Linked DNA regions of Mus musculus: all the other regions are linked to region 3. The links are chromatin loops, found by intact Hi-C in ENCODE. Cell type or tissue: left cerebral cortex. All regions are shown on one strand. Region 1 has its middle 68 kb from the start of Colec10. Region 2 overlaps Colec10 (collectin sub-family member 10). Region 3 holds the start of Mal2 (mal, T cell differentiation protein 2). Region 4 overlaps Colec10 (collectin sub-family member 10).

Region 1 (8,000 bases), 94 kb before region 3:
TACTCCAGCCCCTGCATGCTCTTTGGTTGGTGATTCAGTCTCTTTGAGCCCCTACAGGTTCAGGTTAGTTGACTCAGTAGGTCTTTTTGTGGTGTCCTTGACCCCTCGGGCTTGCTCAGTTCTTTCCCTAACTCTTCCACAAGACTCCCCAAGCTTTGCTGACAGGACCCTGATATAGCTGTCTCCCGTGAGTCTCTGCTAGTGCCTGGCAAATGCAGAAGTGGATGCTCACAGTTATCTATTGTGCAAAGCACAGGGTCTCCCAATGAAGGAGCTAGAGAAAGCACCCACAGAGCTCAAGGGGTTTGCAGCCCTATAAGAGGAACAACAACATGAACTAACCAGTACCCCCAGAGCTCCCTGGAACTAAGCCACCAATCAAAGAAAACACATGGTGGGACATGTGTCTCTAGCTGCATATGTAGAAGAGGATGGCCTAGTTGGCCATCAATGGGAAGAGAGCCCCCTTGGTCCTGCAAAACCTACATTTTGATGAGGGAATGTGTAGCAGGAATGGCAGGGCTGCCTCTATGTAAATACTGAGGGCAGTGCAGCTGCTGACGCGTCTCTTACTGGAGGACCTAATTGATGACTGCCTGTGACACCAGCATCCCTGCAGGAGGACCTAATTGAGGACTGCCTGAGAGAGCAAGGATTGCTGGTACAAGTAACGCCAGCCAATCAGGAACTGCTGTTTGGAATAGATACTTTCTTGGGACCAATGTGAGCATGAGTAGAGGGTATTAAAGGAATTTTCATCAATGTTCAAAGAGCTTGCTGCAGCATTTCTCACCTGCTCCCAGAGTCTGTGTCTTTGACTCTGCACCAACTTACTCCCAATCCCCAAGTGCAGGTAGGATCGGGCTGAGAGCTGTCCAGGACACAGGCAACATGAATGAATGAATGAATGAATGAATGAATGAATATGCATTCTTTATAAACTTCTCTATAAGTTCACCCTCATCATTTGCAATTTTAGATACACATTTTCAAACCTATATATCTATTAGTAATTTTCACAGAAGGTTCACCTTCCTGATTTATGCTTATTCACTTGGTGTGTTGTTGCCTCTTAGTTCAAATATGTTGCTATAAGGAAATGTCGTAAGTTATGTGGCTTATAGCCAGGCATAATAGCACAGGACTTAAATCCCAGCACTTGGGAGACAGAGGCAGGTGTACCTCTGAGTTCAAGGTCAGCTTGGTCTGTACAGTGAGTTCGAGAGCAGCCAGGGCAACACAGAGAAACTCTGTCTTGAGAAGGAACAGAAAAAAGTTATGTGGCTTATAGACAACAGATATCTAATTCTCTTATTTCTAGAGGCTGTGAAGTCCAAATGTGATGTGCTATAGATTTGTGTCTGTCAAGTGTTTATTCTGAGTTTTATGGATGATATCTTATGGTGCCACATTCATCTTCATAGAGCAAATGTCAAAATAGTGTCCAGGATATAACAAGTAATAACTTGGTGTCTATCCAACTATTTCATAAGTGGTAGAGCTGGAAATAGAATGCAAAATCACTGCTACCTATGGGTCCTATTTTGTGCAAGATGCTATCGTGCAAACTTTGAGAAACATGGCCCATATACATAAGGGAGTTCAGAAGAATCGTGAAGGTGATGTGTTTATGAAGGTCCCGAGAAGAATTTTCACTGGGTAATGAACACATTGGGAAGTCACAGCCTCTGCAGCTAGTGGTTGAAACAACTTACAGATCCTGACAGACATTCACACAAGAGTTACCTGGCAAGAACTTCCTGGGAAATCAGAAGATATTGTGCATCCAGTCAGGGAGGGAAGCCAAAAGCTCAGGAGTTGTCCTGAATCCTCTGTTCTGTTTCTGATATGTGCTGCACATTGACCAACCCAAACCAGATGCCAGAGGGCAATATGTCCATTTCTTGTATAAAATTCAGCATCTTGAGTATCTAAACAAGGTATAAAGCCAGACAGAAACAAAATCAAATGGGCAAATAAAATGCCCAAACAGAGTAAACTCCAAACATGTTTCTGAAGCCAACTGAGGATAATCTTTGCCTATGCGGAATATTCCTATAAGAATCGAGAAAAGCTAGAAAATTTGAAGACCTTGAATTTTAAAAAGCAGCAAGCAATGGAAAACTAAGATTAATACAGATAGTCCTGATGTGGCTTGGAGTTGAAAACTGGGAGGAATGATTAAAAACCTGATGTGATACAAAATGTATGAAGGCTTATTGAGTTAGGAGTTTCAATTACAAGAGACAGAAGTCCAGCTCACACAAATGGAAGCAAGAAAGAAAACAGGAGACAGGACCATGATTTGATTATGACAGCTCTAAATCCAGTGTATTTTAATCTTTTGGTTATCTTAGTCATTTTTGTTGTTTTTTGTTTTGTTTTGCTTTTTTGTCATATTAGAGGAAAGTTGATACAGTTCAGACTCTCATTCTTCCTCTTTATCAGTTCAGAGAGAAAGCCAATACATCAGACACAATAACATAATACCTGTGTGCTAAGGACCAGCCTCATCTTGGAGAGAGGTCCTGAGAGAAGGGGTGTTTGAAAGCAGCAAGAAAAAAAAAGACTTAAAGTCAATCATGGGGTACAAGCTGGTGACCTGTGTTCTGCTCAAGACAGCTTTCTCTGGAGAACTCCGGGCAGCTCAAGCAGACAGTCAGTTCTCACAGACCAAAGCTGAGTCTTTTACTCCAGATTCCCTTTTGATTATCCCATGAATCAGCATACCTTCACCCCAACCCCCTGATTCTTAGAAAAAGACAGCAAGCATATTTTTTAAAATTGCAAATGAGTTCAGATATCTCCCTACCTTTGTAAGTACAAACAATAAACTTGGCTGTGTGAGATCCTATCCTGAGATTACCATTCCAACCACACCTGGACCACTCTATCCCAGGCTGACCTTGAACTCAGGAATCTTCCTGCCTTTGTATCTTTCTGACAAACTGTCTCACACTGTTGCTGTTTATATTCTTTTAGGTCTGTGAAGTCCTTCATATAATTCATACTACATCCTTGTATTTTGCATAGTTGAGAAATTATTTTTGAACCTGTGCTTTTAGAGTTCTTTCCCACAGCCTTAAGAGCTATCCTAAAGGTCACAGAGTTTACCATTTTTGCTGAAGACATAAATACACCCTCACTTCCCAGACTCTGTCTGTCTCTGATTATCATGGAGACATTAAACTTGACAAAGAGGATATTACCTAAAATCTTTGGCAGGGGGAATATTTCCCGAGGGAGAAACATGAAGTAAAATACACATATTTTTAAACAAACAAGCTTCATGCCAAGCAACTGTCAACATTCATGGAGGCGATGAGGTACACTATCTCTTCCATGACCATGCAGGACTCAGCACCTGTAGTTGCCCCAAATGCTTGTTCTTGATCTTATTTTACTCTTGCCACTGTTCTAAAGGCTGTAGGACCTTAGGAGAATGGAGTCAATAAATAAGGCAGACTAAAGCCTGATTCATCAGCCAACTTTATTCAGAGCATTGGACAATTTATTAAGAAGAGTCACATGAGTAAAGTGTACAGTTATAAGGACAAGTCACACATAGCAGACAAATTGCATGTAGCAAAAGCATTTATTTCCATAGAGGCATATAAACAAATAATAATAGCCAAGTGTAATGAATAATCTGAAGTAAACTTACTCCAGTCTGCCAGACTGGAGGAGATTGAAAACACACTTCAAGAACAATTCTGTGTTTTTGAAAAAACTTAGGTCACAAGACTCTTCTTTTCTTGGAGTTTTCTCACAAGTACTAAGAATTATTCTACACAACTCCATTCTTGGGCCATGTTCCAACACATTACAATGACAAGTGTGAGGGTATAATAGAGGATCTCGTTAGCCATAGAGTTGATATATTCTTCATATCTATCTATCTATCCAGAGATCTATCTATCTATCTATCTATCTATCCAGAGATCGATACATTAATCCTCCTCATAGGAAGCACTAGTATTTGAACTGTGCTGACTTAAATTTAAATGAAGAGCTGAGTAGGAGAAGGGAAATATGTAAAATACAACTAATGTATTTAGGTATATGTAGGCTATGCCTCCACCATCATAGTTACTCAGCACTTTCTATCTTAAAAGTCTTGACACCATCTAGTTCTTCTACCCAGTGTCCTAAGACCAGTGGAACTTTATATATAACTATCACAAGGCATCATTAGTCTTCTTGTTAAATTGTAGAATGCCTCCCACACTCCTTATTTCCTTCTGTTCTCTCTCATCCTCCGGTTCTCAGTTAACTTGCTCCTGCCAAGTGATTCAGCCCAGAGACACTTGTCAGATATGACAGATGTAAGCATGAATTCATTTGCAGTTACATTGCATCTCATCTCAAGATTTCTTCTAAAAGATGTGATCTGTTATTCCACAGTGCGGGGCATTTATTTTGGTGTAAAATAATGAGTCCTCAGCCTTAAACTAAAGCTGGTAATAAAAGGCAACATTTCCCTTTGACCTGCTCCACCTTGAGAACACTGGTTTGAACCTCGATCCAACCAGCCAGACTATGCTTACTGTATGAATAAGACCATAAGGATGTAACTGCTGGTCCGAATTCAATTTTATAATGCCATATCGCTTTCAAACTCACAGAGATTTTAGTTTCCCTGAGTATTTGACCAGTTACTGGAAGTTTCCCAAATGGGGCGCTAGCAATTGCAATTTTCCACACAGCAAGCATGCAAGCTCTATAATGTATTTCAAATTGTTACAATGCCTGTCGTCATCTTATTTTGTATTTACACTTATTTCAAGCTTACATTTCAGGGATGAAACAATGTCTGTTTCTGTTCTTTAAAGCAACATTTTTTCTGTTAAGATGACTCATTATATTTGGAAACTTGGCCATACTGTCAATTTGAGAACTGGAGCTTGTTCTGGGAGTTATGATAAGTGCACATAGGCAGTTTTACTTGCTGACCCCATCAGCAGGGCTTCTCTCTGAGGAAAGAGAATGCCTTCGACTGAGGCATTCTGCCAGCCATCATTTTGTGGCAAGGACATCTCCTTTGTTCATTGTTCTCCCTGGCCACATCTAATGTGGATATTGGAGACCATGCTTTATCCTTGAGCTGTGATAACTTGTGCAGTTTGACTTTTTTTCTTCAAAGGTTTTGGGACCTAAGAGTACTTTGAGGTCTGAAAAAAATCAAATGATTTTTTTAAAGATAAGGATTGTAGTTTCCTTAGCAATGTAAACCATTCAGAAGTAAGTAGGTTTCTGGTCTGCTTACTTTTAGCCCCATATGCAAGCGCAGAGTTCTTTGACAGAGGAGTTCTCAAGTCCTATGTCTATGTTTCCAGGATCAGTCCCTGGCTCACCCAACCTGTCACCATAATCTCTCTTAAGCCAATGCCTTTTTTTTCTTGTGGAATCTCTGGAAATACAGTTAATAAGTCTATGTTCTGCTGAAATTTGCTATATTAGGACTTTATTCAACTTCTTAGGGCTTCTCATCATCAAGGATTCAGCATCTTACATGGCAAGACCCTGATTCCCATGCGTTGCTTCTCTTGATTCACTCATGGAGTGGCCAGTTCCTTTCTTAGACATGCACTTATATATCACCTTGCTGAGGCAAGCAGTAATGACCTAAAATTTTGATGTTCTTGTCCTACCCAGCCATTTCTAAAATCCTAGGTTAAAGGCACCTATTCTACTCTAGTTACTATTGGCATAGACTTTCTGGTTATGCATCACAGAATAACAAAGTTCATTTTTTACTCAATTTACAGTTGAGAATAGGCTAAGCATGCTTTTCCACCTCATAAGGATCCAATAGGTCACCTTTAATCTCATAGGTTGCCACAGTAAAGAAGGAAAAAGTTAGAGAGCTTCACAGCATGCTTTTATAAGACAGAGACTGAAGGGGTTTGAGTACCTATTCCTTCATATAGTATTTCATTATTGGACCCCATAGATGGATATTCCTTTATTAAAGTTAGATTAGTCCCCTATAGATTACTGAGGTGAATCTTCTTTAGTTTTAATTAACATATAATTATTACATTACTTTCTCTCTTCCATTCTTTTCCCCAACCTTCTCCAGATACCATTTTTACATCCTAATTTCTCTCACATGTATTGCTTCTTTTTCTTTGGTATACACACACACACACACACACGACACTTTTTGATATGAAAAATATTTATTCCTATAAGTTAGAACAAAATATTGTTGTTTAAGTGGCCCATTATGCCTAGCAATTGAAATACTTTTCTTACAGAAGAGAATTCAGTCAAAAATAAATCATGTGGCCAGGTATGGTGACACACAATTTAATCGCAGCACTGCGGAGGTGGAGGCAGGTATATCTCTGTGAGTTTGAGGTTACCCCAGTAAATTCTACGACAGTCAACACTATACAGTGAAAACCTGTCTCTAAATAAATAAATAAGGTACAATGAATCACATATATTTTACATGAGCAAAATTAAGTGTTCTCAGTGTAGAATGACCTAGGGATGGTAGCCCTTTTGTGGGCTCTAGAAGGGACAGCATACCAAACATAGGACAATAATGGTATTGAAAGATCTAGGTTAAGGATATAGACAGTGATTTTAAACAAATCATTCAACTCTGTGTTTCAGGTACCTTCCCCTTAAATGGAAGGAATAAACAACTTACCACACTAGATTGCTGTAGGTCTTAATACATATAAAGTAATAAGCAATGTATGATGTGCAATACATGCTAATGTAGTTTTTAAAGTGTCACATCATTGTGGACCTGAAGAGACAGCTCTGGGGGTAAAATGCTTGCCGCACTAGTGTGAATGTCTATTTCAGATCTCAGGATATGAAGTCGTGGGTGGAGCTATATGTAGTAGAGGATAACTGAAATCCCAAAGCTTCAGTGGTGAAATGGAATATGGGGGAAAGGAGAACTTCAGAGCCCTTGCAGCTTGCAGGCCAATTATCCTGGCATACATAGTGAAGAGCAATAAGAGACCCTGCCTCAAAGGCAGGAGGTGGAAGGTGAGAACTGACTCCTAAGCTCATCCCATGTGCATCGTGACAGGCACACAAACAAAGACACTTTTAAGTGTCACATAGAAAAATGTTGAAACATCAGAATACAGGGCAGCAGAAAATTAGCAAATACAGTATTTTCCCAATAGGTTAGAAAGTCAGGTGTAGATATGCACATGTACATATGGAACACATGCAGCGCTGCTGTCAAAATAACATGCATTGTCATGATTCATAGTATTTTAACACATTTATATCTGCATGTTTTACTTTACTTCAGTTCTGTTGGTGTGAAAAGACATGAATAAAACTTTTCTACATGGTCTACTCTGGTTATGCCTAATAAATATTCTTCCTAAATCTCATTCAGAAGTTATTGACGAGTGATGGTGACTTCATCAGAGCAGACATCTGAAAAAAAAATTGGTTTTAATCATAAATTAAACTATCTCTTTTTTAGTAAATTTCAAGTAGTACCAGTAACGAGTACTTATTAAATCTGGTGCCAGACACTGAAATAAACAAAGCTATAAATAATTGGTTTCCCCCCGTGGCAGTAGGAACAGAACATGTGCCTGTAAGGAACTTATAATCCGCATGCTTATGAATATGAGATTGTAACTTGAAAGTTGTCTTTGATGCTTTGCTTTCTTCTATCAGCACAGCAAGCAATGAAGTCAAATGTTGCCACCAGGACTGACCGGTGCTGATGACTTTTTTTAACCTCCCTCCAGGTCTTGCGTCTATCAGAGGACTGGCACAAAACAGAAGCTGTACTCACAATGCGTAAACTTAAACCAAGGATAGATAATGACAACCCAGGCAAAGCAAGGAGAAACACAGAAATCTTAGGCTGACAAAAATGGAGCAGCACTGATACCTGTACGTCTGAGAGGAAATGGGAGGGTGTGGTCACTGAAGAGAGACCTCTGTGTGTCCACAAGTGAGAACTTTGGTCCAGGAGATAGCCTCCTGTGATTCACAGGAAAGGTGTG
Region 2 (8,000 bases), 100 kb before region 3:
CCAGCCAAAATCTCAGAGAATTGGAACACTCAGAAACATGTGGAGGAAAAGAAAAGGCTGAAAGAAGAGAGAGGCAGCCAAGAGCAAACCCAGCCTAGGGCGGCTCCTGTTGGATTCATGTTTACAATTGCTCTGAGTCCCTGAAGTCTGAATATTTTGAACATATGGCAAATGCTATCATTTCCATTATAAATTTATAATGTTAACAGTCATTCGCTCAGTAACTCATCTCAGTTTGGAAGACACTTCTCAGAGTAGATGACAGTTTCAAGGAATAAGATCTATCCATTTCTGCCTGGAAGAACTTCTTAAGACATTGCATCAGAACTCTATGAAAATGAATACCTTTTTCTATTTGTTTTCCAAGTGAGAGTGTCATTATATAGCCCAGGCTGTCCTTGAACTCGAAATCTTCTTGCCTTATCCTCTTGGATGCTGGGTGACAGCTATGCAATTCCGAGCCCAGCTGAAAATATACCATTCAACGTGTTCTCTTTTAGGAAAAGCTCTACACCTCCTTGCTCAAGGCAGGGATGTTTACTGCCATTTTCCAGTGAAAACACTGCAGCTGTAAGAAACAAAGATATTAACAAATTGGTGATTTGGAAGAAAAGCAAGTTCCTATCCTGGTATAAGCTGAAAGTTCCCTGGAATGCATATTTAGAAGGTAGCAAGGTCTATGTGCTGGAGTGTGGGGAGTTGAGAAATGAAGTGAACAGAATCCCTGTAGGCACTGCCTACAGAGGCTGAGATTTGTAGGGGTTATCGCTGATGAGAAGGTTGGTGGTGTGGGTTCATTCAGGGTGATACGCCTGTATCAGCACTGAGCAAAAGTTCAAACTCTAGATCTGGCCATCACAGCTGCCTGAATGTCATTGCTGACTGTGACTCTTCCTAGCCATGCTAGCCATGTTCTAGGGCTAATTTAAATGTCCTTTACCTTATCATTTTCTCTTCATAGAGAACCCTGACAGCTAAGGAGGAGTTAGAGTGAGGTATTTGGAAGAATATCAACTAGACAAGGATATGAGTGCCACAAGACTCAGACATTACTACTAACTACATGCACCATGGGTATGTGAGAGAAACAAAGAAAATTTTGAGATATATAAAATATTTTGATATATATTTACTTAAGTAAATATAAATGTACATCAGTATATCATAAATGGAAACCCTATATTTAATTACATAAAATATGAGTTCTAGAATACAAAAGTAACATCACAGGCATCTGGAGGGATATCTCAGTGGCCAACAGCCCATGGGGACTCCAGTTAAGTTCCAGAATCCACATTATGTAGTTGACACTTGTTTGTAATTCCAACTTCAAGGGATCTAACACCTGAGGTGGAAGTTTCTGGTTTCTTTAAAAATCACAATTATGTCATGTAATGTTTCCTGGAAGCTGTTTAGTGAAAGGGCATATGATGTTTTGCTGAAAACAGACACCTCAGAGGGCACGTGATGTTTAGAAAGCATATAAATGAATCCTCACAAGCAGTGAAGAGTTGCTCTCGCATTGCAACATTGTGCCATGCTCTGCTGGTCTTTGCTGGCTGTGTAACACTTTTCTAGTTTTGGCTGGTCTTTGTTTCTTGACTTTGTAGAATAAAACAAGCCAAAGACCTTCTCATGGTATTCCAGATGATTCTGGCCATTTATTGTGACTTGTGGCAATCCAGCCCAGCCTTGAAGTTTCTGCTGGAGCATGCTACTACTAGTAATTCATGTTTGATGTATGTTATTAGACGGGACTGCTGGTATACTGACAACGAAGAGTGGAATCACCCTAAAGAACTACTTCTAAACAGGTCCCCAACCCCTTTTTCCTATTAACCATCTTTCTCCTCTACCTCTTGTTCAGGGGGCTAGAATGAAGATGGACACATTTAAGAACCCTAAATAAAGTAGATTTTGATGAATCTGAGCCTACAGAAACTATTATCTGGACTCCATGGGCACCTACCCTCCCATGTGCACAGTTTTACACATAAATACACATATATGCACATAACTGTAGAAGTAAAACAAATCTTTTTTTAAAAAAATAGAAGTTTTAGTTATGCTGCTTTTAGAATATCAGGCCTTCAAACTACAGCTGAATCCTTTCATGTATGAGGGAAAATATCTCATATCAATAGGGACTGAAGACTATGTTCCATTGATCTTTTATACATAAACCTTTATATAGTATAGGGATGTGTTTCACGGTGATTCTAGCAGATGCTCATTCAGTCTGTATTTGTATGCTTTGGGTAATTTAATAAGCCATTGTGATAAAATAAAATACATTTCATCTAATTTGCACTCATTATCCTTGTTCTGTGTTTTGCTGCTTATAATTGAGAAGTCTAGCCCTGAGATCAGCTGGGGAATCAACAGTAGGCTCTGAAGGAAAGGAGATCCAGGAGAAAGAACTGTCCTTGCCATGCCAAACATTATCAAAGCAATATCCAGTACCACAACATTCTCAAATACTAAATAGTTTCCATCACAACCAATTAATCTGAATTGTGCTCATTAGACACAAGAGGCAAAGATGAAAAGTAGGGAAAATACTCAATCAACTGGGACATCTCGATCATAGACAATTTATTCAATGAGATGGAGTGAGTGTATTATACAGGATCTAACATCTAGAGAAGACACTATAAATAAATGGTTTGCAAATCCCATAGAAAGGGTTAAGGACAGGAGTCTTGTAGCAATTCGGAGAATGAAGTTGAAATTAGAGTCCATGTTCACAAAAACATAATGCTTCCATTGGGAAGTAGTTAGAATAAGCTGTGTTTAGGATAACAACACAGTCTGTTAACTTCAGCGTTGATCATCTACAATATGGTATATCTGTTACGTTTCTAGTGGTATGATGTTGAGAACTGGGAAAACAATGGAAAAGACAGCTCAGATTTCCATGCTCATGAGAAGAACTTAGTTTGGTTTCTTTGTACATCAAGTCTATGGTAATGAGGTTCAAGATTAAAGGCATTGCCAAGATTATATAAAGGCATGCTGCTTTTGTATCTGTGTTGTTTTAGCATAATCTCTCTTCTACAGTGTGCTAAAATAACTTGTCTGAAGACATTTTGTAGGAGGATTTGCATCACCCTTTCTCAAAGAGTAACACTGACACATCTGTTCAAATATATTAAGTCAACTATTTTGGCTTACTCATTTTTTTTTATGTGAACAAGAAGTCCCATGTCAATGTGTATATCCACCCACATTATTTCCTTACAAGATAGAATATATCTTTGTGTTTGTGCATGAATGAATATTGCCAAGTGGCAAATTTTTCTTGCTTTATCATTCTGCTGACCTATACCTGACAGTCAGCAAAACTCTTATTTGCCCAGACGGTCAGTTTTATAGTGAAATATGAAGAGGATAACAAAGTTATTACCTCATTTTATAGTTGATTAAACTGTGATTGTAACAAACCTTATCTATAATTTGCAGTACCTTATGGGAAACAGAAGATTCTTGTGCAGTTTAACTCTGTATCATAAGCATTGTTCTCATTATGAAACATATATATGCATGTGTGTGTGTGTGTGTGTGTGTGTGTGTGTGTACTTGTTATGCCTCCAGCAGCTGGCTGAACATAGTCACTGGTTACAGTACACTCTTTGATATATTGAGAGAATTCTAGTCCTGGAAGGAGTACTCATAACTTCAATCATGATGCGTAAAATACCCCAAAAGTCACAAAAGCATAGCCAAGACTTGAGAAAATAAAGTAACATTCATTTTCAATCCAGTAAGGTGATTGTAAATATAAAACTGAGAATCATAGTCTGCCTTGTATGACATTAGGGAATGAGATTATTTTTCTCTGGAAGGTCACAACTTTACATAGTTATTTACTGAACCAATTCACATAATGGAACTCTAGAGAAAGCTTGCTAACAGAAAGGATATATTTTAGAACTAAACACTTTCAGGACATGTTAATGTTTGACTTTTGTGACCATAACACTGTTGGGGGATGCACATCCTTCAATTATTTAAGAAATATTCTACTGGTACTTGAGTTTCCTGTATCTCTCTATTTCACATAACAGAGACTCTTGCATGCCCAAAGAAGCTTAGAAAATAAAGAAAACAGTCAATAAACACAGGGAGTGTGTTACTTTGCTCATAGGTATGACCAACTTTCTGTCCATGTAATTTATGAGAGGAAGAATTTATTTGGACTCACAGTTTGAGCCCGTGCAGTCCATTACATTAGGAAAGGTGGGATGTTGAATAGCTCACCAATAGGAGTGTGCAGCCATTGAATACATCTAATACCAGGTCGGTTGGGAGCTGAGAAAGAAAGGATCCTTGCAGGTACACATTTCCCAGTGTGTCTGCTTTAGGATCACCCAAGCTTTTGCCAGAACCCCCACTCATGCTCTGTAAGTAGCCCTAATGAACTCCAGCTCCCCAAGCTGAAGTATAGTGGAATTGAATCTTGGTTTGTGTCTGGGACTTTAGAAGGAGGAGGTAAGAGTTTGCCCAGACTCCATCACCACCACCACCTAGAACTAAAAATTCTTCTGCCAGTCAGTAAATCAAATGGAGCAGAAAAGCAGTCAAATTGCTTTTCACCTAGGTGATGTGGCTTTAGGATTACTAGCTCATTTTAGTGTAGATATAGTTGACCATACAGAAGTTTCTGAAGAACTTTCCAAGAACAGATGAAATATGGTACAGAAAAGAATCAAATTTGACAAAATCTTAAATATTTAGTTTTCCAAGACTTCTAATGCCCAGTGCATGGCTGGGGACTTCTGCTCTCTCCACTGCATGGAGTAGTTGGCCTTGCTACCTTCTTCACAACCAATAGTTTCATCTGTGTTCTTCCAGGAGTTTACAAAGGTGTCTGATAAAGAAAAAAGATTTGCTTTCTTTCCAGACAAATTATCTCCTGACAGCTGTTAAAGTACTACCAATCCAGGTTGGGTGAACCGAGATAGACTTCACTAAATTTGTGGTGAAAGAAATCCATTAGTTCAAAAGCTTACACTAAGAGAAGCCATTTTGAGTCCATAAACCTAAATGAGGAGGGACTAACTCCTAATTATCATAGCAGATGCTCTTTATTCTTTTTGGCAATCAGTACCAAGGAAAGCAGTTGTGTCAAGAGTAAAGGAACTGGGGATCTATCATCCCAACAGGTTCATGCAAAGGCTGAAAATAGTCTGATGAGAATAGTGTGACTGGTAGTGCCCAAGAGCTAATAGAAAGGAAAGCTATGATCAAAGCAAGAATGATCCAGAACCTCAAGCTCATAAATTACTCAGGAATGCAAAGAATTTGACAGTAAAACTACCAGAGACTTCAAATAGCAGGAACCAGGTAGACAATGGTTTCTGTTCACTCGGAACTGAGAGCTTGTGTGTAGAGGGCACAACCTTTGCTTTGTGAGTGATTTCACAGTATAAACATGACCTTGGTGATTTGTGGAATGAACATTGATAAAAGTCCAAGCATTTGGTATAACTCAAATTATTGAGTTTTCTAAAATGTAGGGGTTAGGGCTGTTAGCCATTTTGCAGACCCCTAGGGACATAATGCCCACCCCTGCATCAAGGACACTGGTCTTCTGAAGGAAGAGGGTCCTATACCATCTTTTTTGTATTTTCAAAGAGACTGACACAAAAAAATTATTATAACTTACGTTTCTAAAACATCTCACTATGTAGAGATGTCTATGGTTAGAAAATTCATAAGTAACATTTTCCCACTTATTTAGAAACTGCTGTGTGTGTGTGTGTCAGTCTGTCTGTCTGCCTGTCAAACACATTGGTGACAGGTTCTCTAAATGGCTTCCAGCTGGCCAATAGGCTAAGCAGGCTGGTTGTTGATCCCCAGAGACCTGCCTGTCTCTGTCTCCCTGTGGCAGAATTATTAGAATACCACCAAGCCTCGATTCTTCAGGTGAATTTTGGTGGGTGGAGGACCCAGCTGGTTTGACAGAGATGGCAGCAGTTTGACTCCGAGAACCATCTGAACAACACTGATGTGCTTGAAGAAAACGACGTCTCCAAGTCATATCTCTGTGCTCAATTGTTCTCCCCAACTATTCCACAACAGCCAAGGGCAGTCAGTTTCTGATCCACCTTTCAAAAACATCAAGATAAATTCTCTTTTACCATCATTAATGGAATGTGCCCAATAAGTCTTTGGCTCATCTCTTGCCATGCCACTTTGACACAGAAGTTATGCTATCCTTATTTCCTTTCATCTCCAATCAGCTATTGGATTATTTTTACTATATGACACATATGCTAAGAATCTTAGACCTAGATCAAAGAAGTAAGGAATGACTTAAAGTGCTGAAGAAATAAAACTCATGTGCATTTGATTAATTAATCAAGAGTGATATCTACCAAATTATACATCTAAGCTTATACATCTAAGTTTCCTATCTATTACTCATTAGGATTCACTCCTGTTGATGGTGCTCTGCAAACCCACATGAGACGAGAAGTCTACACACTATGGTAGAGAAGCCCTAGGCCATCAAGTTTCTTCTTCAAAAGACTTTGTCAGAAACAACTTATGTTACCATATAAGACTTTGATTTTCCCACTCAGCAGCCATGTCACACATAACTAAAGACCACATTCTAAGATTCATACATTTTTTTAGTGTCAACTTTGCAATCTTATATTATCTGAGCATGTGTCATAAAACCTAGATGGTTTCCACTTACATTCTTTCCTGTACTTTCCAAGTTTGGTTATAGAGTACTATAGAAACCATGAACATAGATTAAGACTTGATGGTACAGATGTGTGATTACTTAAAGAAAATATGTTGAATATAAGAAGTAGGTTGAGATCTAAGTTATTCTAAATGTTTATTCTTTCAGAGTTGAAATTTTTATCATAGCTGCCTGTCTCTCTAAATTCCTCCTAGATACACCCACCCAACTCTATGTCTTCCTTTTTAACTCTTCAAGACCAACTTGTACTGCCTAAATACTCCTGGATATGTGGACCTCAACTGGACAGTAGTTGACTTACCAGAGTCTGCACTTTTAGAAAAGACTGTCTCTCCCTCTCCTAGCAGCTAACAATTGCCAATATCTCTATGGCTAAGAGTGGGGCTGTTTGCCTAGATCCTATCTCCATGCTGGGATTTGGTCCAGCCTGTAGTTTCACAGGTTTGTGTGTATTGCTGTTATAACTTCTATGGATTTGTATTTGCAGCTGATCTGCTGCTTTCTTGAAAAAATAATGCTTCTTTGTAGTTGTCTTCTAGTTCTGGCTCTTACACTCTTTTTGGCCCCCTTTTCAGTAACGACCCCTGAGCCTTGGATGGCAGGGTACAGTATCCATTTTATCTTTATGGCTGAACATTCTGTGATTTCCTATTCTCAGCATCTTGGGCAGTTGTAGGCCACTGTGTTATTCACCATCTACTGCAGAGAAGTTTTCCAGATGAGGGTAGAGAGATGCATCAATGCTCTGTCAGGTATATGACAAGTTTAAAAAGGAAAAATGAGGCGTATTCCTTTAGTAAGACATAAGAAAAACAGCTGGAAATGTAGTAATAGATTCAAAAGTGCTCAAAGAGAAAACTGTCACTTACATTGAATGTCCCTGAAAGTTTAAGTAATCAAATGCTTAAAAGCATCTGTTGGGTTTGCCAATATCAAAATGGAGATGGAAGAAAACAGAGTAAGAATGAAGAGGGATATGCTGTAAGAAGTCAAGGAAGAATGCATGGGTAGTATTTGATGCAAGCTTGCTTGTAGAGATGAAAGGAAGGAACAAAATCAGGAATGGTGTCTGGAATGGCCCCTAGAAAACTGGGCAGTAAGTCTTTTTTCAGCTCCAAAGGTTACAGTCCAAGAGTTCAGGAGATGTCTCAATCTAAAGATAATACCTAACCCAGTTTATGAATGCCCCCATCACATGCATCTACAAATGCTAGGTCTTTTCATTGTATTTTTCCTGTACTATGGCAGTAACACTTGCAGTGTGAAGGAGGGAAACAAAATC
Region 3 (8,000 bases):
AGGAGAAAGAAAGAAAAAAAGAAAGAAAGGGAGGGAGGGAGGGAGAGAGAGAGAGAAAGAGAGAGAGAGAGAAAGAAAGAAAGAAAGAAAGAAAGAAAGAAAGAAAGAAAGAAAGAAAGAAAGAAAGAAAGAAAGGGGGTTCAGAAAAAATCTACAAGCAAAACAATGCTGTAGTCATTATTTAATCTCAGTCAGGTTTCTACCCCACCTGTGGTCATTCAGTTCCCAGGTAAAATACACAACTCTTATATTTACAGTAAGCTTTTAATGTAGTAGAGCTGGGCACATAGCTACCCTCTAAGTTAGGTTCCACCTGGGCAGCTCTTACATTCAATGGGCCAGCCCTCACGGCCATGTGTTCATGACTCACCTATCCCATGGAGTCTTTCTCACTCTCCACCTTCTCTCTCCCTGTGGTCTCTCCTCAGACCCCAAGCCCAGGGAACTGGAACTCCACCTAACTTCTGCCTAGCTATAGGCTGTTGGCATCTTTATTCAACCAATGGTGTTAATTTAAGTGACAGGTTCACATGACAGTACTTTGTGTATGTGGAAATTCTCTTGTCTCTGGGGGCAACCAGGCTGTGGGGACCAGAGTTACAATACATAGCAAAAGACCAAACCTCAGCAAAGTAAGGCATGCTAGAGGTCATAGAAATGGATAAGAGGATGACACTATTAAGAACTCAGAGCTGATTTTGTGGAGAAAGAAATAATCATGGAAGGAACGGATGCTAGAGTTGCCATCATGGAGATGAAATTGGGATCATCAAGAAAAACAATACTGATATAGATAGTGATCATGGAAAGGGAGTCCATTCCAGAAAGAGCATTAGTTATGGAGCAGATTTGCTATTCTGTAGGAGAGAGGTACATAACAGTCTCTCATTCTCCTGACTTTGGGAAACCAAAGTAGGTAGGGGTGGGTACAAAAGCAGTTATGGCAAAGTAGGTGCTGGAAAGGGTGTAGTCACTGTGTTCTTTTTGGTGACACCTTTAAAATATACACAGGTGAAGTTTTAGGTCGTTAATGGATCCACAAATTCCAAGGTCATTCCAAGTTCACTCACCACAACACTTTGGTACCTTGTATGTAGTTACTGGGCATTTCCATAACAAATTCTCGGGAGTGGCCTCACCTTTGAAGATCCTTTAAGGGCTGCCTAGGCAGAAAATAAAATATAAAGATCTCTTGCCAATCAGGATCTGGACACAGAAAAGTTCATCGATTGAACAAAGCAATACAGAGAAGTTGAGGTTTCCTACTAGATAGCCAGCACACACGAACTGCCAGAAACTGGTGACTAACAGGTGGTGGTGTCAGGAAGCCCAAACAAGGTTTCATCCACACCCTCCTTTGTGGCTTTTACTGTAGTGCCACCACCACACCTAAGAGTTTCGATTATTAAAATAATGAAGACATAGGGTAAAACCTGCTGACAACCCATGCAGGGAACAACTCACAGTTCAAGAGCTAAACTTAATAGATCAGAACAAGACTCAATTTGTAGAATGTCCGATACTCGAATAGGTTTGTGTGTCCGTGTACATGTGTGCACGCATGCATATGTGTATAGTAGACACACATTTACATATCCACATACTTGATTGCTGTTCTTGTTGCTTGACAGGTTCTTTCTAGGTATCCCAAGCTATTCTATTACCAGCTTTGCAGTCTATGCTGACTTCAAACTCAGGGCAATCCACACTCTGTGAAGTACTATGATTCCGGGCGTGTATCCCCATGCCTGGGTCAGGTTTTACCAACGTGGTCTACATATGTGCTGATCTGTGGAACTTATCTTTAGATGATCTCTGAGAAATGTCCCTTTGTTCATTCCACTTTCAGAACATTGACAGCAAAACCAATAAAATGGGAATGCAAGGGGGGGAAACTGGGGCTTGGGATTCATATGTAGTAGTGTCCTGTTCTGTTTTAATAATTGTTAAGTCTTTAAAAGCAGTAGCAAAGAATACCTTTCTGAAAATGGAATAAAAAGTGTCTGTGTGGAAACGTAATGAAGCTAACATTTTGTGTATGATTATTGACGTCAAAACTGGAAAAAATAGCTACCATCCTATAAGCTACATCGCTTCCTGTACACCTAACTCTTCTGCCCATCATTGGTGGACATCCTCGTACGGATTTCTGAGACCAGAACAGAAATGACTCAAGGCCTTCCTCCAGGGTCCCACTGCCAACGACTCCAATGTGCTACATGACCCTGAAAATCCCCCTAGAATCGCCTTTAAAACAGGCATCCCATTTTCCAGGTGTGCCTGGCAACTTGGTGTTTTCCTTCTGAGTCACAGCCTCTGTCTTCCTACCCAACTGGGGAAAGTGGGTGAGGACCAGCGGGGAGACTTGAGTGGGATGGGCAGGTGGGAACCAGCAGACAGTTAGTGCAGGAGCAGCAAGTGATCTGAAGATCCAGGAGGGCTGCAGAGCTGGCGCTGAGGCTGGGGCGCACCACACCTGTGCTGGTGACCCTGACTGTCGCTAGGGCGGAGGCGCGCTCACCTGTGCCCACGTGACGGGGCGGGCCTCTGTCGGCAGAGGGCCCGTGGCCACACCCTTTCCGCGAGCAGCACGCCTGAACCCCACGGATCGGATCGGCGGCGGCGGCGGCGGCGGCGGCCAAGCCCGGGAGGCGGCGGCGGGACGCGGGAGGCGGTGGCGGCGGTGGCGGTGCGCGGAGACGTAGCAGCGGCAGCATGTCGGCCGGCGGAGCAGTCCCGCCGCCCCCGAACCCTGCCGTGTCCTTCCCGGCGCCCCGGGTCACCCTGCCCGCTGGCCCCGACATCCTAAGGACGTACTCCGGAGCTTTCGTCTGTCTGGAGATTGTAAGTGGGGCAGCTTAGGTGAAGATCGAGTCCCGGGAGCATGGACAGGCAGCATCCTTGCCCCCAGCCCGGGGTTGGTCCCTCTGAATACCCCTCCCTCAGCCTTCATCCTCTAGAAGTGGCCTTTTACTGGAGTCAGTCTCGGGGTCCTCTCCACTTAGGACCCGGGCCTCTTGCCTGGCACCTGTTACGCGGACACCTGCTCGCCGGCCTGGAATGGAAATGTGCCCTAGAGACCGATCAGGCTAGGGGCCCATGATTAGGGACTTGGGCAGGAGCCCTCTCCTGTTGGATCTCGGGGACTCTGGGCTTTGGATAGGAGCTGCGTTTGACTAGAGGAGGAACCAGCGTTCTCGGCCTTTCCCGTTGCCAACCTGCCATTTTGTTGGGTGGTGCAAAGGTGAACTGATGACTGGGTGGCCAGGAAGCTGTTAGGATGTGGAAAGCCTGGACGGGAGGCGCCAGGGAAAGGAAGAGGAGGCTGAAGCCTGGGTATGGTTTTCACCAGACTCACCCTTGCCATAGCCAGTGCCCTTTGGATTGAGAAAGAACAGGGCAGGGAGAAAGGTGAGGTTGTAGGTGCAGCAGGCAGTGTGTAATCAAGTGGGTGTGAAAATGGAGGGGCAAAGTGGAAGTGGGGCAGTCAGCCTCAGCTCTTGCCTTTGCACCTCCTGTCCTTTTCTAAGTTTACCTGAGAATTCCAAACCACCTCAGAACACTTTGCTCCGCCCAAAGTCAAGTTGATGCCACAAGCCTGCCCTGCCACCTTGTTGAACTAGACACTTGAACTTAGCGAAAGGAATGCTGTGGAGTTGGGAGTTTTTGAAGCTCCTTGTGGACAAGGGGGAAATGTGCAAATAGAAATTGGGCAACTGGGGTTGCGTCATGCTGGGAGAATGTCAAATAGAAAGACATGTCAGCAAAGCGGTGTCATTCCTGTCGGCTGGTTCTGTTTGCTCTGTTTAGGGTTTTCATGTCAACCCTCATCCACTCCTGCGAGTTTGCATAACCTGGATCTAGGTCACTCGGGGTTCCCTTTTGTGCTGCTGAGCTGAAAACCTTGTGGGCATTGGTTTTCTGCCCCATTATGCTTAGGTAGCCAAGCCACCTTGGGTTTAGCTCAGATTTGAATCTGAAAGAAGAGACCCAAGTGAATGAGTCACAGGCAGTGGCACCTGAGATCAGATAGTGAGTGTGACACTAGAAGACCCTGGCATGGGTTCGGATTTGAGCCCAATTCAGCATCGTAGGAATGACTAAGGTGGGTGGCAGGCATCCATGTGAGAGGAACAGGGAGGAGATGGCGTTGGACCAGACTCCTGACTGTGGAGGGGACACAGCTTTTAAAACAGGAAGCGTTGCAGAGAAAGAGTTCCCAGATTCTGGGCTCCTTTCCTGCCGTGTTCCTCAAGTTCCACGTGCTTGCTTCCTCTTTCACGAGTTCTTCCCACGGCTTTAGTTACGTCCTACTTATCCTGAAATTTACAGAGGATCTGGAGACATAGAGGCACAGCTTAAACTTTGGTAGAAGTTAGGCTCAATCCTCAGGAGTAATGTACAGTTAATCTCCAATTTGATAGGTTGGTTCCTCATAGTTATTCAAATATATAGGTAAAACATACACACAGAAGTCTTTCATATGTATGTATGTATGTATGTGTGTGTGTGTGTGTGTGTGTGTGTGTGTGTGTGTGGTGCACGGAAGTCTTACTAAATCAAGTGATACTCAGGATCCACCTGTGGATGTGCCACACTTCATGGGACACTAGTACTAAAGGTTAACAAAGCAAAGAGGTGACTTATTGAGCCCCTCCCAACTTCATATCTCCTTTTCCTATCTACCATAGTAGTTAGTTCTCAATTCTTGCTGTACTTAATAACTTGGCAGCTCTTACAAGTCCTGATGCCAGCCCAGCCTAATTAAATGAGAGTCTCTAGGGGAGCACCCAGAGTCAGCTAATTTTTTTTAAAGGTCCCTGGGGATTCTAATACATAGTATAGCTGCAACCCACTGATAGAGTCTTTGAACCAGGCTGTGTAGAAAAGAGAATTTCCTCACAAATGTGAATATGTATGTTTGTTAGAACAGATAGGATGATTAGATCCTGGAAATGTGAGGAAGTATCTCACACATTTCCAAAAACGTAGCTTGCTTCCTGCTTTCTTAAACTTCTGCTCCTCTGGAAACTTACCTAACCCTGACATGTGCTCAGACGCTTATAAAGATAGAAGTGTCTCTTTGAATTTGCACCGTGTGTGTGTGTGTGTGTGTGTGTGTGTGTGTGTGTGTGCATGCACATACGCACACATGCATGTTCAGTTGATGTGGGTGCATGTGTGTGGGCTCATGCTTGCGTGTGCAAGTGCATATGGAGGCCAAAGGACAACTTTGGGTGTCATTCCTCAGAGACTGCCCACTGTTTCTTTTTCATATTTTGCTTATTGAAGCAAGGGGGGGCATGATCACTTCCATAATACTTTATGGAAGTAAGAGGACAACTTCAGGAGTGGATTCTCTACTTTTACTTTGTGGATCCCAGGGGTCAAACTAAAGTTCAGAGGCTTGAGGTCAGAGACATCCCACCACTGAACCATCTCACCATCCTGTCAACTCTTTTGAGGGGGAGCATGGGGATCGGGCTGATCAAGTTCTCTTACTGCCCTGTAGAATAGTGTGGCTGGCCAGGGCTCAGCTAGCATAGACATCACACAACAACATACCCAGCTTGTCTTAAGTGCATCCTGAGAGTTGAAGTCAGGACTTCAGGACTAAAGTGCAAGCACCTTACTGGCCAAGCTACTCTACCAGCCCTACAATTTTTTTTCTTTCTTTCTTTTTTTTTTTTTAATGGTCAAATGTCTTTCCAAATTTAAGTTGAAGTTATCTTTTTACCTCCTCCCTGAACTTCTGTTACCTGTCCCCATGGGGAGGATCAAAATGTACCAATGAACCCAGCGACCTCACGGAAATGAGAGTCCTCCTGGAGCCAAACCAAAGGTTTTGGCCCCCGTCCTTCTGGAATGCTCAGTGATACTGGATCATAAGATGAAGAGAGCAGCCAGATCACCTCCGTGGTCTTCTAACTAGAGTACCCACCCTGAGGGGTGTTCAGACAAGAGAGAAGTGACTCACTTGAAACGCCCTGTCCCCTACATTTGGTGATTGCTCTAGGATTTTTTTTGTTCCTTTTTTGATTCCTAAGTCACAGACTCCCATGGTTCCTCTCCCTGAAAACTAAATGTGAGGATTCCCTAGGCACAGTCTCAAATACTAAGTAAACTCCACACGGAGAACCAAATCTTTTAATTTCTGTTAATGTTTCTAGCTATCTCTTATACTCTCTTTAAAGTTTGGCCTTCCATTGAAATCTGTTTACCGCCAAGATTTCTTCGTTTTGGGTCATGTTGCTGTCTGAAGCTATGCAAGCTGTATTCGGTGAAGATGGTTTCATCTATCAGTAGGAGATTCTGCTAATGAGACTGTGATCTTAGAACTCAGTTCTCATACTAACTTTGCTCAAGGAATTTAATTCCAGTCTCTGGTACTGTACTGCACTTATGACTCTCTGTAAATAGTGCCTGCCCCCCCCCCAATAAGTAGGGCAATTTACAATACCTGTTTTCATAAGTGGAGCATATTCCAACTTTGCATTCATGAAATTGTTTTTAGATGTTATGTTCTACCACTGGTTTTCTGACTTGCCAACCTTTTTGAGTTTGGACTAAGTTATTCTTTCCATATATATCCTTACCATGTATCTATAAAATTTAACGCAAAGTTAGAATTGCAAAGCCAAGTCTTTTTTATTAATCATTTTATTCATTTACATTTCAAATGATATCCCCTTTTCTGATTACAAACCCCGTATCCCATCCCTCCCTCGCTTCCCCTTTGCCTCTATGACAGTATTCCTCCCAGTCCTGCTTCATAGCTCTAGGATCCCCCTATGCTGGGGCTTCGAGCATCCACAGGACCAAGCATCCCCTCCCACTGATGTCAGATAAGGCCATCCTCTACTACATATGTATCTGGAGCCATGGATCCCTCCATGTATACTCTTTGGTTGGTAGTTTAGTCCCTGGGAGCTCTGGGTGGTTCAATTAGTTGATACTGTACTTCCTATGGTGTTGCAATTCCCTTCAGCTCCTTCAGTCCTTCCCCTAGCTCTTTCATTGGGGTCCCCAGGCTCAGTCTGATGGTTGGCTGTGATTATCTGCATCTGTATTGGTCAGGTGCTGGTAGAACTTCAGGGAACAGGCATACCAGGCTCCTGTCCTCCTGTCAGCAAGTGCTTCTTGACATCAACTATAGTGTGGGGCTTTGGTGTCTGCAGGTGAGATGAATTCCTAGAGCCCATGGCTGAAATGGCCAACAAAGGAGAGATAGAACCTGAAGAGGCCACCTCCAGTACATAGGCATGCCCCCCCACCCCCCGTTGAGGGATGGGGCCACCCACCCATTTCAAAATTTTTAACCCAGAAATGTTCCTGTCCAAAGGAAAGGCAGGGACAAAAAATGGAACAGAGACTGGAGAAAAGGCCACCCAGAGACCATCTCACCTATGGATCCATCCCATCTGCAAAGCCAAGCTTTTTTGCTCAGACTGAAACAGTAAAATTGTCATTTCCTGGCCTAGGACCATGGCTCAAGGAGTAAAGGACTTGAAGCAAAAGTATGTGGACCTGTATTCAAACACTAGAACTCGAGAATTGCTGGCCTCTGGGGTAGTTTCTGTTTGCAGTCATTGCTCCTGTGTGAGATTACAGGTAGATACAATGGAATCCCAGAAACTTCATGGACCAGAGAGCCTCACTTAGACAGTGAACAGCAAAGCAGATGTCACAACTAATAGGAACAGTGAGGTCTGACACCCAAGGCTGTTCACACTAACACAGTGCCATGCCATGCCATGCCATGCCCACACTTGTTCTCATGAACAAAAGTTACATTTGTCAGATCCTCTCAGTGTTACTAGAGTGAAGATTTAATGACTTCCTAGTGCGCACAAAACTATTTGGATGCCTCCTCACCTGAAAGCTCTTATGATCTAGATAAGAGGTTGTACCAAAAAAAAAAAAAAAAAAAAAAAAAAGTCACTTCTGTTTGGAAGAAATGTGGTCATGAAAGGTAAAATACAATTGAAAACCATTTTCTG
Region 4 (8,000 bases), 140 kb before region 3:
TATGGGGAATGACATTTCAATCAATCACAAATTCATTTGACTGTATTGTCATTAAGCTCACATTTATCCCTCTTGTCTTTAGGGATGTCACTCCTTTCATTTCAAGGCCACTTATTGAACAGGCACCTATTCAGACTCAGGCTCAGACTTGGTGCCAAGTGCTAGGAATGCAAGGAAGACAGTATGTCACTTCAGATCTATCCAATATTGGGATGACACCTTATAGTAGGAAGCTATGAGGTGGTGGAGGAGTACCCATCAGGGAGCAGCATTAATTCTCTGTGCTAAAGTACAATCCTGACATAGGCATGCTTGTGCCTAGAAGGCTTGTGACCTAGAACTTTCAGGAACACACCACCCAACAGAATATAAAATTTCACATGAGCTCTTATTGGTGAGAGTGTTTGAGAACACATTTGGTATAATATACTAACAAAACTATACATTGTCTCATTTTTGTGCACCTACCTTACATGTGAATATATTCTATTGAATCCCTCTCAGAGAGTCTACATTTTTTTTAACAAAAGCAAGGGAGAGCTGAGGATGTGGGCAGATAGATGCAGATGGCTCTTTTTCTGCTCCTGTAACAGATTCTTTTAGCATTTGTTATACTGATTTTTGGCTTCTTGAGGCTGTGCCCTTGCCATGGATAAGGATGTTGTTGTCTTAATCATCATCTGGTAATTAAATTATTGAGAAACTTGTATTAGCAAGTGAAAGAATCCAACACAAGCCAAAACAACAAACAGAAGACAGAATGCCAATTTAACAGATTTCTGTATCAGGAAGCAATGGAGCCATACTAGAGCCTCATGCTTGACCAACTTGTTCTGGGCTCACATTTCTTGCCTTGGCTTTTTTCTCCTCTATAGTTACCACTGTGTAAAGCTTGTTCTTTCTTGTGCTGTTAAGATATATTCAGCATCTTGTCTGAAACAACTAAAGACAGATTGATTCTCCTATAGATTATGGAAGTTCTAATTAAAATCCTTAAATTGAAATTTGTGGTTCCTTATAGGGTCACATCCCAGAAAAAAAATATACCAAGAGTAAAATCAATGGATTACTATTTAGTATATATATAATATTTATAAATGGAACACATTCGATCCAAGGATTCCAGTATGAAATTGACCATCCATAATCTCACATAAGCTTCAAATAGTTCCATTCTCAATAATTCTGAAGAATAGAAGTTAATTGTTTAGTATAAAATTTAATTTAAATTTAAATAATTGATTAAATAATTTAACACATTATGTATTAAAATTATTATCATTCAATTTTTTATTAAATGTAATGATTTAATGAAATGGAACTATACATTATTTAACATGTTATTAAAGAGCTTTTATTTGGGAAATTTAAAGTTTGAGCCTATCTCATACATGTATATCCAGGGTATACATAAATGTACATTCATATGTACAGATTTGAATTAGTATCCAAGCACTTTTTCCCAAAGCCCTTAACAAATTACATCTTTTTTAAGATAAATGTGCTTATTTATTTTTACATAGAAAGTTAAAAATTGGTTAAATATTCAATTCTGCAAGATACCAGGCATCTTCAATGGATCTTCAATCCAATTATAGAGGAGAGGAAAACAAAGCCAAGAGGAGAGCAAATTGCTCAAGCATGTGGATCTAGCATGGCTCTGTTCTTCCCAGATACCTAAGTTTGTAAATTGACATTTCAGAGCTCATCGATAATTTGAATTTATCATTTTCCATGCTTAAACTTTGCATGAGTTGATAATACAAAGTCACATCTTCTTAAAGCATTGCAATCTATCTTGTAAGATCCTCCATGGAACAACCTCCTACTTAAAGACAAGAGTCGCAGTTAATTAAGATGCAACTGGTTGTTTTGTACTGTAAGCCTGGAAGAATCAACTTTCCATAACTGTAAGAGAATGTCTGATATAACTAACATGTAAAAAGGTTTACTTTAATGCTTGGTATTAGAGCAAAACCATTACTTTTTGGCTATAAGTGGTGGCAAACATGGCAATGGCAGAGGTCATGAAAAAACAAACTGCTTAGTGCATGGAAAAGAAGCAGAAGAGAGGGACTGGATTCTTAAATCTCATGCAAGGGAATGTTACCTATGACCAAGGGACTCAATGCTATGTCCCAACTGCTAAAGGTTTCACTACCTCTCAAGTCTTTAAGACATAGACTACCGGAAACCTCTCTCCATCCAAACTCTAGCAGAAGATAAGTGATCTGATGGGAGCTGGAACTCTTGATGTGTAAGATTAGATCCTTTGGATATAATCTGTTTATACTCAACCTTCTCAGGATTATTGCTTTCTGTAAATGACCAGTAGGAATTTGTCTTCCCCAGCTCCTTTCAGTCTATTAGTAGTTCTCTCAACAGAAAAGAAAAATGACATAATTGTTCATGATTTGTTTTCAAAGAACTCAGGTTCATTCCAATGAATTTTGGCTTCTCTTTCTAACTGTTCATTTCTCCTTCTTACAAGATTAGACTGAAAGAGTATAATCATATAGGCAGATAGTAAGTGGAACCACAAGAATTCTATGAAGCAGATCTTATCAAGTACTTGAATAAGACTCAATATTGTTGCCATGGAAATGTTCTTACATAAGGTGCTGTTGCTAGCCTTTAGACATTTGTTGACATGTTTAAGGATGATATGTTGTCATGTCTGTAATTGGATTCTTAAAAAAAATTCAGCAAAAAATAGTTCAGGTAGTGACATCAAGCTAGTAGCTCTATCTTTGTACTGGTATATCTGTCTGTCATCTTTAAGTGCATAAACATTTTTATAGCGTGAAGTAAAAAACCGTGCAGTCAAGCAAAAAAGTAATAAAGTTACCGGGTAGGGGTTGAGGTAGTGAATACATAGGGATAATTGCTTTTTAACTCCCCATTAAAATACAAACAGTGGAGCACATTAAATGAGTAAGTGAATACTCTTCACACATTGGATGAGATGCCTTTAATTTGAAACTGTCCTGTGGAATATGTGGTTTTTCTCATTATAAATATAAAAAAATTAAGTCTCAGAGAGGTGAAATGTGAATTTTCAAACAATTCAATCTGTTCCCTGTATCTCAGGGAGAGCTGTGTAGAAAGGATTGAACAGAAAAAAAATGGGGTAGACAGGAAGGCAAATGAAGGCACTGAGGGAATGATAAATTGATAAACATGAGCAATACAAACAATTGCAGAACACAAGAAAGACCATGTATTTTAGCAAAGTATCTGGAGAAGAGAAAGTGCAGGTTGAGTATAATAGCCTTATTCCTTGAGGCTATCTCAGTCCTTGTACTGTAAGCTTCAAAACAGGAGATAGAATTGGCAAATTTGGAAACAAAATGTAAGGAGGGGGGAGGAGCTTGCTATAGGGTAGAGTGTATCCTTGCAGGGGGTCTCACGCCACATGCCCCATCCAGTTCTAAGGGTGATCAGAGAAAAGATTGCTAACAACTTTTCTCCTGTCTCTAAGGTTACTTTAACATTAGGAAAGACATACTTTCCAGTGATTTTATTTAGCATTTCCAAAATGATTGTGGTAATTCCTTTACATATTTATTCCATTTAAATTCATGGTACAGACTTGAGTTCAGTTATTTAATTTCAAATAAATCCTAACTTTAAAAAGGCGGCCAACTGTAATCTGTGGTGGAATTCTGCTGGGGAGATTATTATAGTATGCTGATGACCTGGAGGGGCTCAAGCAAATAAAATTTAGAAACTTAAAATTAGTCTATTATAGCTTAGCTTAGCTTGTTTTTTTTTTTTAAATAAATGTAAGTAGTTATTTTTTTTAAATGAAGAAATCTCATAAAACATTCCCAAGACACTAAAAAACAACATTGAAATGAGGGGCTTCTTTCCGGTGCTTGTTTTTATGTCTCCCTTCTGTTTTCACTAAAGTAACTCTCAAAGATTAAATAGCCAGAACCCCAGTGGAAGACTAAGACACAGGTTGTTTACTTCAGCTCTTGCAGGCAGGCTGGTGCAGTCATTTAGGTCACAGGAACTATAATCTTGTTTCTCTCTTTTAGGATCTTTCATCAGAAGCCACCAGGGAGCAGCAAATGACTAAATCACTCACCTTGCCTCCACCAGTGAGACACTTGCTTGGAAATGAATGAGAGATATCCCAGTGAGGGGAGGGAGGAAGGGAAAAAATAATGGTACCAATACTCACACTCAAGTGACTTTATGATCTGGCCCTTTACTGAGCAGGAATTGTCTCTTTAGTCCCATTCCATGGATCCACAATCCAGGTCCCAAGAATGAGAGAATAAAAATCCATATAAAATCACGCCAATTGTGCAGAACATGGACTTTGAGGAAAGATACCCAAAATATGAATCCCAATGTTACCATTACACATACAATAACCAGATAGACCTTGCCTCACCTCTGCTTGACCTCATTCCCTCATCTGTAAAATGGAGCTGAGGATAGCATCCTTCTGAAAGGTGGTCATGGGGATTGGATGAAAGAGTACATCTCAGGTAGAATGGACACTTTGGCTCATAATATTCAATAACACTATCATAACATTCGCAAAGTATCATATGGTTCAAACAAAATATAGACAATTCAATGACATTTCAAGCAAATTCTCTATGTGCAAACAAAAAAAATGTTTAGGATGGCAGCCTATCCCTCAGCTCTTAGACGACTGAACATGAACTTTAAGCATAGATGAGCTGACACATTTAGTATAAAAAGGTAACCAGAAGAATTTAGCTCAGTCTTCTAATGGTAGAGAAGATAACAGTTTTCTATATAATGTCACACTGGGTGAAAAATGAGGAAATAAAGGAAAGAACAGATGAAAAAGATGGGGGAAGGGAGAAAATTTTCTGAAAGACACACACATACACACACACACACGCACACATGCACACACACAAATAAAATTTTTTTTTCCATTCTAGCACTGAGTGAAACAAGACTCAAAAAAGATAAAGGGACTCCCAGAATGCAGAATTGCTCAGCTAGTGAGCAACAAAGCCAAGTCTCTCAAATTCTACCTCTGGGATACATTCTGCATGAATTTAGTCATCGGAATACTAACATAATCCTGACTATCTTTCTTGTTTAGAAGGCAATACAAATTGTCAATTTTTTCCTGGTAACTTTCCCCTGTCTCTCTGAAAACTTTGACAAACGTCAAGTTTCCTAAAATCTACCATCTGCTAGGAGCCACTGAAGCCTACAGAGAATGTGTTAAATTTACATGGGGAGGGCAGAAACAGACATGGGAACATTCTCACTGGGATACTCAGAGACCCTGTGATAATTCAGAAGTATCTTAACCACACAGCATCTTGCTGGTATTTTTGTTATTGTTGGATTTTTCTCTTTGCTTTTGTTTTAACTTATGAACTAGAGTGAGAATAGTTTCTACCTCCTGGAATTACCATAATTCTATGTCAAAATCCTTAGCTCGAGTGTACAGCACATATTAACCTTGATAAATAAACACCACCACCCCCAGCACTGGAAAACGCCATCCAATCCAAACACAACCCCTCTAGTCTGACCACAGAAATCATCTAAGCATCTTTGTAAAAGCCAGTTCCAGAAGGATCCTGTAGTCAGCCTTGTAAAACAGCCAGATGCTTGGATAATCTCACAACCTGGAATCTCACTTTCCGTTATTCTTCATGCTTTCATTGTCCGGAGGCTGCCATGGTGACAATGTGGGTATATAATCACAACATGGTATGTGTTATGCTCTTTATTTCCAAAGCACATTCACATTCTTATGTTGTTGATTCCAAAACAACTGAACAAGTCAGTGAGGCCAGGTAATACCCCACACTAATGATAAGGAAACACAGAATACAGGAAGGAGTAACAGTAGCCACCATAATTACACACCAGTTGTGCTCCTATCTTGTGTGTATATTGGTCCATGGAAATTTCTTAGTAGCCCACACGTTATTATTTTAATTTTCATGAAAGAAAAGTGAGGCTCAGAAAAGATGACCATTTGTTTATGTTTCTCCAGATAGGTGACAGAAGAGCTGCGACTCAGGTCTGGATTCATCTTCCTCCAAAATCAATAAGCTGTACCAGCAACATATCAAAGAATCACTGAAATTATTCACAACTAGCATGATATTATTATCTGTGCCTTCTAACTCATAGTCCATTTCAGTAAACGTTTTAGTAAAACACTCCTTCAGTCAGTTTTAATTGTTAAAGGTCCACTCGTCTGTGGCTGTGGCAGTCACTGTCACATACAGCTGCTTGTCAGCTGTTTGCTAATCCTAGTCTCCTATTCTTAGTTCCCAGTCCATGCCTCAAATTGCGGGGTCCCACTAATAATGAGAGAAAAGAAGAAGAAGATATACTGCAACTTTCTTTTGTATTAATTTATTAACTAGTTACTTGACAACTTCATAGAGAGAGATTACATGATCTACAATGAAACAATGCCCTAGCATCTCACTCCCTACCACCCCTATTTATCTCTTCTTTTCTTTACACATTCATTTCTATTTCCTGCATTTTGACCCACTTAATTTAACCAACACATTCTGCATGACCATGAGTTAGATTCTTGTGGGCTCAGCAGAGGGTTCAAAGTTAAAGACAATGATCCCCTTCTGAACTCCTAGCATCTACAAATAGCCAAGAGTTCAGCAATTCAAGAGTCCATGAGCCTCTCTGCCATCCATGACAGACTGTTGATAGTCACTCTTATGTGGACCAGAGCTGCTGTGATGATTACAATGGATATCCTTTCTTTTCAGCTGTCTAATTCTTGTGGCCTTGGTCCATTCTCAATTCAAGTTGCAATGGCATTTTGAGTGATCTCATCCCCCTGGGGAGATTGAGCTTAGTCATTAGTTGAGATGACCTACTCTGTCTTGCTTTGTTTTAAAAGGGGATGATGGTGAAAGAGGTGACACAGGAGAAGAAGGCAAGGATGGCAAAGTGGGACGCCAGGGACCAAAAGGTAAGTTAGCCTGTCGAAATGGGCAATCTAATGTGCAATGCCCCTCCCCCCTTCTGTCTCCATCTCCTCTTCCCTCTGTCCCTCCTTCTCCCACCCCTGTTCTCTCCCCCCTGGCTCTTGTCTTAGAAATTAGCAAATTCACAAGCTCCCTACCACAGATTTAGATATAATATGTTTGAGGTATGGGTTACCTGACCAGCGAAGGGTCCCTATGGACTTGCCTCAAGGCTAGACGCTGTTGTATTTCTCAAGCTGTATCATTAAGACTGTTCACACTGTGTGGCTCAGGGAGGAGCAGGCTCTGACAAAATATAAGATGATGAGTTTTAAGAAACATAGGTATCATAACTTTGAGGGCAAGGATATAGGGGAAGAAGGACTCAGTTTTCTTTAAGAGAACAGTTTGTCCATATTCCAGTGAGTAGATGAACAACACAAATTGGACTTAGTTTCCCCCTCCCCCCCCCCTTTTTTTTTCTTCTTCTTTTTGGGATGTAGTCACAAAGGTGGACAGTGGACATGGGATGAATGGAAACTGAGTGCAATGGAGTACATGATGTGAAGTTCCCAAATAATCATGAAAGTATGTTTAGGGGTGGGTCAGGAAATAGTTATGTTCAAAGAAAGGTCCTTTGAAATGCTTGTCTTTTCCCAATTTCTCTATTTCTTTACTTTGTTTTTCCTTATAATAAAAAATGATGGAGGGTCTTGTAGGAAAAAACAACAACAACAAAAACAAAGCAAACAACAGTAACACAAAAAGCTACTTAGATGTTTTCATGAATAAACCGAAGGGTAAACCTTACTAAAATTCAGTCAATAAGCAAAAGGCTCTGGATCACCACCGCTTATCTCCCAAACACCTCTGTTGTTTCCTCTCAGGGAACCGTACCCAGGGACCACTTGTTTTAAAGTTTTAAACGGTGGAAAAGACTCCCAAGCCCTTAGGTCTCAATCTGAGAAAGACTGTATGATTCTAAAAGTTCTTAAGCTAACTGCTAAGTTATTCTCACAAGACAAAGATTTACATCTAGTG

Evidence for each region. Hi-C counts contacts between places; a loop is a spot of excess contacts. Peaks named below come from ENCODE experiments on the same cell type or tissue, not always from the same donor. Only the 100,000 strongest peaks of a DNase experiment are listed, where the experiment ranks them.
Region 1: a loop joins it to region 3, with 4 times the contacts of the local background. A loop is called at or near these places in 4 of 42 quality-filtered maps.
Region 2: it touches region 3 in a loop (5-fold over the local background); 4 of 42 quality-filtered maps call a loop at or near these places.
Region 4: it touches region 3 in a loop (2.4-fold over the local background); 2 of 42 quality-filtered maps call a loop at or near these places.

Annotation. Positions count from the first base shown.
Region 1 is chr15:54,475,036-54,483,035 of GRCm38, forward strand. No RefSeq gene overlaps it. Among named protein-coding and RNA genes, the nearest start is that of Colec10, 68 kb to the left of the region's middle. In left cerebral cortex, no CTCF peak of the experiment used is centred here; DNase peaks (open chromatin) are centred at 3,806, 4,303, 4,880, 5,321 and 1 more place; H3K27ac peaks cover 2,666 bases.
Region 2 is chr15:54,464,046-54,472,045 of GRCm38, forward strand. Colec10 (collectin sub-family member 10) reads left to right here. Exons shown (of 6, transcript NM_173422.3): 6 at 1-2,313. Among named protein-coding and RNA genes, the nearest start is that of Colec10, 57 kb to the left of the region's middle. In left cerebral cortex, no CTCF peak of the experiment used is centred here; a DNase peak (open chromatin) is centred at 3,021; H3K27ac peaks cover 705 bases.
Region 3 is chr15:54,568,794-54,576,793 of GRCm38, forward strand. It overlaps Mal2 (mal, T cell differentiation protein 2), which reads left to right and starts at 2,573. Exons shown (of 4, transcript NM_178920.4): 1 at 2,573-2,844. The coding sequence starts at 2,716. In left cerebral cortex, a CTCF peak has its summit at 3,663; DNase peaks (open chromatin) are centred at 2,436, 2,531, 3,180, 4,160 and 1 more place; H3K4me3 peaks cover 2,869 bases; H3K27ac peaks cover 2,071 bases.
Region 4 is chr15:54,428,101-54,436,100 of GRCm38, forward strand. Colec10 (collectin sub-family member 10) reads left to right here. Exons shown (of 6, transcript NM_173422.3): 2 at 6,893-6,964. Among named protein-coding and RNA genes, the nearest start is that of Colec10, 21 kb to the left of the region's middle. In left cerebral cortex, a CTCF peak has its summit at 4,069 (motif pointing right); DNase peaks (open chromatin) are centred at 594 and 4,067.